2 separate regions of the Homo sapiens genome follow, and region 2 is linked to region 1. A link is a loop called in an ENCODE intact Hi-C map of the cell type or tissue named here. Cell type or tissue: gastrocnemius medialis. All regions are shown on one strand. Each heading gives the region's core, and the rest is flanking DNA. Links, peaks and the distances in the headings are about the cores only. Region 1 overlaps LNCOG (lncRNA osteogenesis associated). Region 2 overlaps BBS10 (Bardet-Biedl syndrome 10).

Region 1 (2,924 bases), core at 136-2,635:
TTATTGGTCAAATTTCAATTAGCAAATGACTGCATATTACCAGTGAGTTTTCAAAGGGACTTGAGAATAGGTCTGGATCAGATCAGATATCAAAATAAACTTTCTCCCAGACAGATTCAGAGCATTTCATCAAGATGATTCAAGTAACATGAATGAAGACAAATCGGGGCCAAAAGGATGTAGCCTGCAAAGTATGACAGGGCTTGATGGAATAACATCAATATTGGTGTTTTAATATGCAATATAATTAGATTTCAGATCTAGACTCTTCTGAAAATAATGCAGACAGAGAAGTGCCTCAGGTCAGGATTTTAATTCAGAGAGTAAGATAAGAATAAATATCTTGTGGTAGTGCTCTTTTTTGTTGAAGGGTAGACTTTACTACAGAGTACATGTTGAGGTCTGATATATTTGGCAGTGCCACCATCTTCAATGTCTCTGATTTGCTTCCCAAAGTAGAGAAGGGAACACAAGTGAAAAGGAAGTTGGGATTTATTTGGATCCCAGGTTTCCAAAGACAGCATTTACACCTCTTACTGCCTCAGTTAGCCATAGCTCAAAGCTAGAGAGATTTTTGTTTCTCCTCCAAGGTAGCAAGGAAGCAAATAACTTCAGTGGTATCTTTTGTGCTACATTCTGAGATAGACGATGATTGTGATTATAGGAAGTCTTGTTCCATTTTAATTTATTCAACCATCACTTCATAAAGCATCCCCTAGGTTGGCCATAAGCAGCTCAGAGTTCCACATTCCTGCTACCTTTGCTCTTCCCTCAAGAACACCATCAAGGGCAAGAAGGGTCACTGAACCCTTCTTGGGGTTTACAGTCTTAGTGGAAAACATTAAACCAGTCAGTTCGTGCAAAAATGTTCTGCTGACACTGACTCTTTGGGCACTTTTTATCCTAAGAGATCAGAGAAGATGGGCCTGGATGTTAAGCCTATTGAACAATGGGTCAAAGATAAAAAACAGAGATGCAGTTGACTAGATTTTAGCAGCTCCTCGTGCTCCCTCCACTTCCTCTCATTTCACTCCCAACGGGGAAGGGTGTGGCCATGCTGTAGGCTTCAGGATGCCTTTTCTTTTGCAGGGCCAGAGCCTGAGACAAAAGCCTAAGAGCTCAGCCTCGTCTAGGCAAAATACGTTCACCAAGTTGCATGTGGTCTACTCCAGTTCACAAGACTCTACACTGGGGCTTGAGCCAGAGCCCAGCTAAATAGAACGTGCCTCTTTGCCCACCATCCTTTTCTGTGTATATCGTTTACTGCAGGACAGATGGAATTCAAGTGTGCAGGATCCCTTAGCCATAAATCCCTCCAGCTCCCTATATTCCTACCAGATGGCATAGAGTTGGGGACTGAGAAGGCATATTCACTGGGGACCAGCATTTGGGCAGTAGAGGCCCTAAGAGAGTGAGGGAAGCTCTTGGAGGATTTGGTATTGGTAGTAAAAAGGACTCCTTTTGGGTACTAGCTTATCCAGAACTTAAAATGTTGGAGCAGCAAGGAGCTGTGAGTCCCATGGTAAGGTCATCAGTCAGCTCAGCCCAAAGGATCTGGAGGACCTGACGGCTGCTTCTCTGGAATCTGAGCCAAGGAAGGCAAGCCAGGAGGATGAGATCACAGTCACCTCATTAATGTACTATGTGTAACACAAGTGGGTGGCAAGAAGAGCTCTCGTTGCAGAGAACACTTTGTCTTAATGCTTAGTCAAACAAGGACAAGTACATTTCAAAATGTGTGACATTTTAGCAGGAGACAGGTACAGATTCATAATCCTTTCTCCACAATTATAAAATTTAAAAGGCTCTGAAAAACAGAAGCTCTTTTGCCAGTGTGGGAAAAAACCTCACATAGTGGCAAAAACCTTTTTGACCATTGGTTATGTCTCAGAGCCCCTACCCAGCACTATCATGTCTACTGTGTACATTTTTGTTATTTTGAAATTTGGGGTTAATTTCACTCTTTGAGAAGAGTTAAAGCTGCCCTTATAGGTAACAATGAAGAGAGGGAAAGGAAGAAAAGGAAGTGCCTGTTGAAATCAATAATATTATAAGTAAAGTTATTACAGAAGATAGATCCTGCTATCTGTCTTGAAAAATACAGTATCAGAATCAAAACAATATATGACTTAAAAAACAGAACGGCAAGTTGTAGAAGATTTCCTGTGCAACAATGACTAAGAACTAATGAAAAATAGGAAAACACTTTAAAGGGCAAAGAATGCAAATCATGATGATATGTTAATTAAGTGGATTTGACAATGAAGCGAACATATACTACTAGTTTGTTATGAAGCAAGCTACTATACACTGCAAAAATTGAACACTGAAAATAATGTGAATATTTAGAAGGCTGTGGTGGTGGGGGGCTGGTAAATCTGAAATCTGTAGGGCAATTCCATAGGTTGGAAATTCAGGCAGGGTTTCTATGTTACAGTCTTAAGGTAGAAATTCTTCCCCAAAACAATCTGTTTTTGCTATTAAGGCCCTCAACTAATTGTATGAGGTCCACCAACAATATCAAGGGTAATCTCCTTTACTTAAAGTCAACTGGTGGTATATCTTAACTGCATCTACAAAATACTTCACATCAACGTCTAGACTGGTATTTGTCCAAACAAATGGTCATGCCAATGATCGTGGTCATGGTCATGGTCTAGCCAATCTGACACACAAAAATTTAACCATCACAGCTGCCTACGGAATTTAAGAGCTTTAATGCTAATAGAGTAAAATAGAAAAAAAGACACAGAATTTAAGAGCATCATGGTGTAAAATGCCTTACAAATATGTAATAAAATCACTCCTGATGATGTTGAAACAAATTAAAGATATTTTTAAAATTATTAAATTATTAAAATTAAATAATTTTAATTATTTAAATAAATAAATTTATCAAATGTATTAAATAAATTTAGTATTTA
Region 2 (2,924 bases), core at 1-2,500, 76 kb before region 1:
TCAGAAGTGCTTGTTGAACAAAACAGTGTTATCTTTAATTCATTCCTTTAAATACATGTTTCCAGTTTACTTATTCAACAGATTCTTACTTGGGATTGACTGAAGAAAAAAAACTTTAATTATAGTTGAATAAGTGTTGACTAATGTATTTTAAAAACTATAATATCAAAATTTTTTATATTAAATGTAATTCTGATTTTTTAAACATTTATGCTATATGATGCATTATTTTGTTTCTGTGAATATGGAGAGAATAAATTAGCTCTTTTGCTGAATTCATGGATGAATGAACTTTAAAACTGCTGCATAATTTTTTTCATTTTTTTTTTAATTGCCTTTCAGGTCATTTGGTCACTTTGCTTTTTTTGTGGTTGTTTAAAACACTCCTCCATTACTGTAAGCATTTAATGACTTCCAGACATGCCCAGTGCTTTGCATATGATAAGCATTTAATAGGTATAGTCACTAGTCCAGGAGCCCTGTTGAGGTAGGACTGGGTCTTTGTACGTTTGGCACTTGGTCTAATATCTTACACACAATAGATGCCTATTGAGGGCCTATTTGTTGAATGAATCTGTCATTTGGTCCTCATAGATGAGATTATAATTTCTATAAACTTTCATGGGCAAAGGATCTATTTTGGGGAGGAGCAGAAAGTGTAGAACAGATCTACACAAAGTAATCCTTTTCCTTTTCATTAAAAGAAACCCCTCAAAAATGGTGGTAAAACTTTCATGGATTTATCCTTATTTACAGAATAACACTAGAGAGTTTACATCACTGAGTTAGATAGGAAAGCACTTTTAAAAATGTAATTACATTATACTTATACCCTCTACCACAAAGGATGTGAAGTGACCTGCAATAAGAACAGACCATCCCCACCCAAGAAAAGGAACAGACAAAATTACAGTAAAATCTGAATGAAAATTAAAGAATCAAGACCAAGGAAAATGTAAAGGCCAGTTAAAATCAAAATCAAGATCATGTTTCTATTTTTTACTGCTGCATAATGAATAATCCCAAAACTTAGTTTTTTTGAATCATTATGTTATTTACTTGTGGTTCTGGGGGTTGACTGGGCTTAACTGGACAACTTTCACTGCATTCTGTTGTTTGAGCAGTCATAAGCATCACCTGAGGTTCAAAGGAGAAGAATGCAGGCCCCACCACTCAATGGGAACAGTGTCAGTGTCACATCATAAGAGCATGTGGGATGGGATATATTGAGGCAGCTATCTTTGGAAAATACAATCTGCTACACCATGGGAGGGAAAAGACAAATACGCATTAACTTCTCAACTGCGTTTCTTTTTATTATTAAGTTACATGTCGATCCACCTCCCACAAACACATTTTCTCCAATAACCTTTATAGACCTTCTTATTTTTTCTCATTGGGCCAGCATGAGCCATTTTTATTTTCAAAGCAATAGTTAAACTTGAACATCCTTGAGCTGATTCAGCCAGGGATGCTATTTAATCATGTTGTACAGGAATTGCCATGTTATCCACATTTCAGACTAAAAGGGAAGGGGAAGAAGAATGCAGTTTGAGCCTGAACTTTTATCAGAAATTGCCTCTCCTCTCCCAAAAGAAGTAGAATATGTCTTTCTCATCTTCACAGCTTAGCAGAGAAAACAAAAACTACAGCTCACAAACCATGTATATGTATGTATATATAGTTATTAATTGCAACTTTGTCATAGCAAAAGATTGCTAACAGCCTAAAAGCTAGATGGATTCACAAAGAGAGGCAATGATTTGGAGGGGTGGGGGAGGAGATACCAATCAATCAGGAGGAGGTAGGAAGATTTCTCAATGTCATTTTGATTTTTGAACCAATTGAATATTACCTATATAAAAATGAAATAAGATTTTAAAATAGATCTAGTGCAAGCACATAGAGAATACTCTCCAAATAGTAATTAAGTAATAAGGACCCTGATCTAAGGAAATGCAAGATCAGCATGGAAGAAAAACTGTGAGACACCCTGACAAATAAGTAGAACTTTGACAATAAAAGATATACACCTGAAAAAAAGGAATATTCTCTTAGCTACACCTGGCTTAGGATTGTCTCACCAGTTCTGGAAATATGAGAACATTCTCACTAGGCAGGCTGCAAAGAGGTGTGAGCTGTGAAAGAGTGCCAGCAAGCAGTGCTTCATTCTCGGGGGAATTTCCACAGTGCAGGGTCTGGCTCTCCCTTATGCAGACTCACCATCAGATTTTTGTGAGCACACTGATTATGGCTTTGTCTCAGGGGCTAACTCACGCTAAGCTTGTGAATGTGATAAATTTATTTACAGTGAGAACTCTCCCAGGAACTAGAATATTCCAAGTCCATTTGGCCAATCTTTCCTTTATGTGTGGATCTCTATGGGAAGTCAAACAATAATCAGGTGCTTGCTCAGTAAGCGTGGAATCAGAACAAGAGAAATCAAATGAAATATATGGTCCTCTTTCCAGTCCATTCATGCTCCGGTTCCCCATGGCATAGTCCTGGCCCTCCTCTACCTATACTTGCTTCCTAGGAGAGCCTATCCATCCATGGCTTGGGTGCCAATAGATGCTGATAATCCCAAATTATATATTTCCAGCCTAGACCTCTTTGAATTCTCAACTCATTTATCCACCTGCCAACCCAGTCTCCACTTGGATGCTCACCCTTAACGTGCCCAAAATAGAATTGCTATTTCCCATTTCCTAACCCTAGCCCTCCCACTGTCGCCCCATGTCAGTTAATGGTACCACCCACCTCCCACCTGCTCAGGACAAAAACCTAAGAAACACATTGACTTGTCTTCATGCTCCACAACCAATCTATCAGCAAATCCTGCTGGCTTCAAATACAAAACGGGTTTCAGATCCACCCGTTTCTCACCACTGCCACCGTTGCCACTCCAGCCCAAACCACTTCAT

What was found. Hi-C counts contacts between places; a loop is a spot of excess contacts. Peaks named below come from ENCODE experiments on the same cell type or tissue, not always from the same donor. Only the 100,000 strongest peaks of a DNase experiment are listed, where the experiment ranks them.
Region 2: a loop joins it to region 1, with 7 times the contacts of the local background. A loop is called at or near these places in 13 of 110 quality-filtered maps.

Annotation. Positions count from the first base shown.
Region 1 is chr12:76,265,700-76,268,623 of GRCh38, reverse strand. All of the region lies in intron 1 of LNCOG (lncRNA osteogenesis associated), which reads right to left. Among named protein-coding and RNA genes, the nearest start is that of LNCOG, 7.3 kb to the right of the region's middle. In gastrocnemius medialis, for the core only: no CTCF peak of the experiment used is centred there; a DNase peak (open chromatin) is centred at 1,603; H3K4me3 peaks cover 303 bases; H3K27ac peaks cover 1,942 bases.
Region 2 is chr12:76,341,857-76,344,780 of GRCh38, reverse strand. It overlaps BBS10 (Bardet-Biedl syndrome 10), which reads left to right. Exons shown (of 2, transcript NM_024685.4): 2 at 1-307. Among named protein-coding and RNA genes, the nearest start is that of BBS10, 5.1 kb to the left of the region's middle. In gastrocnemius medialis, for the core only: no CTCF peak of the experiment used is centred there; no DNase peak of the experiment used is centred there; H3K4me3 peaks cover 354 bases; H3K27ac peaks cover 2,265 bases.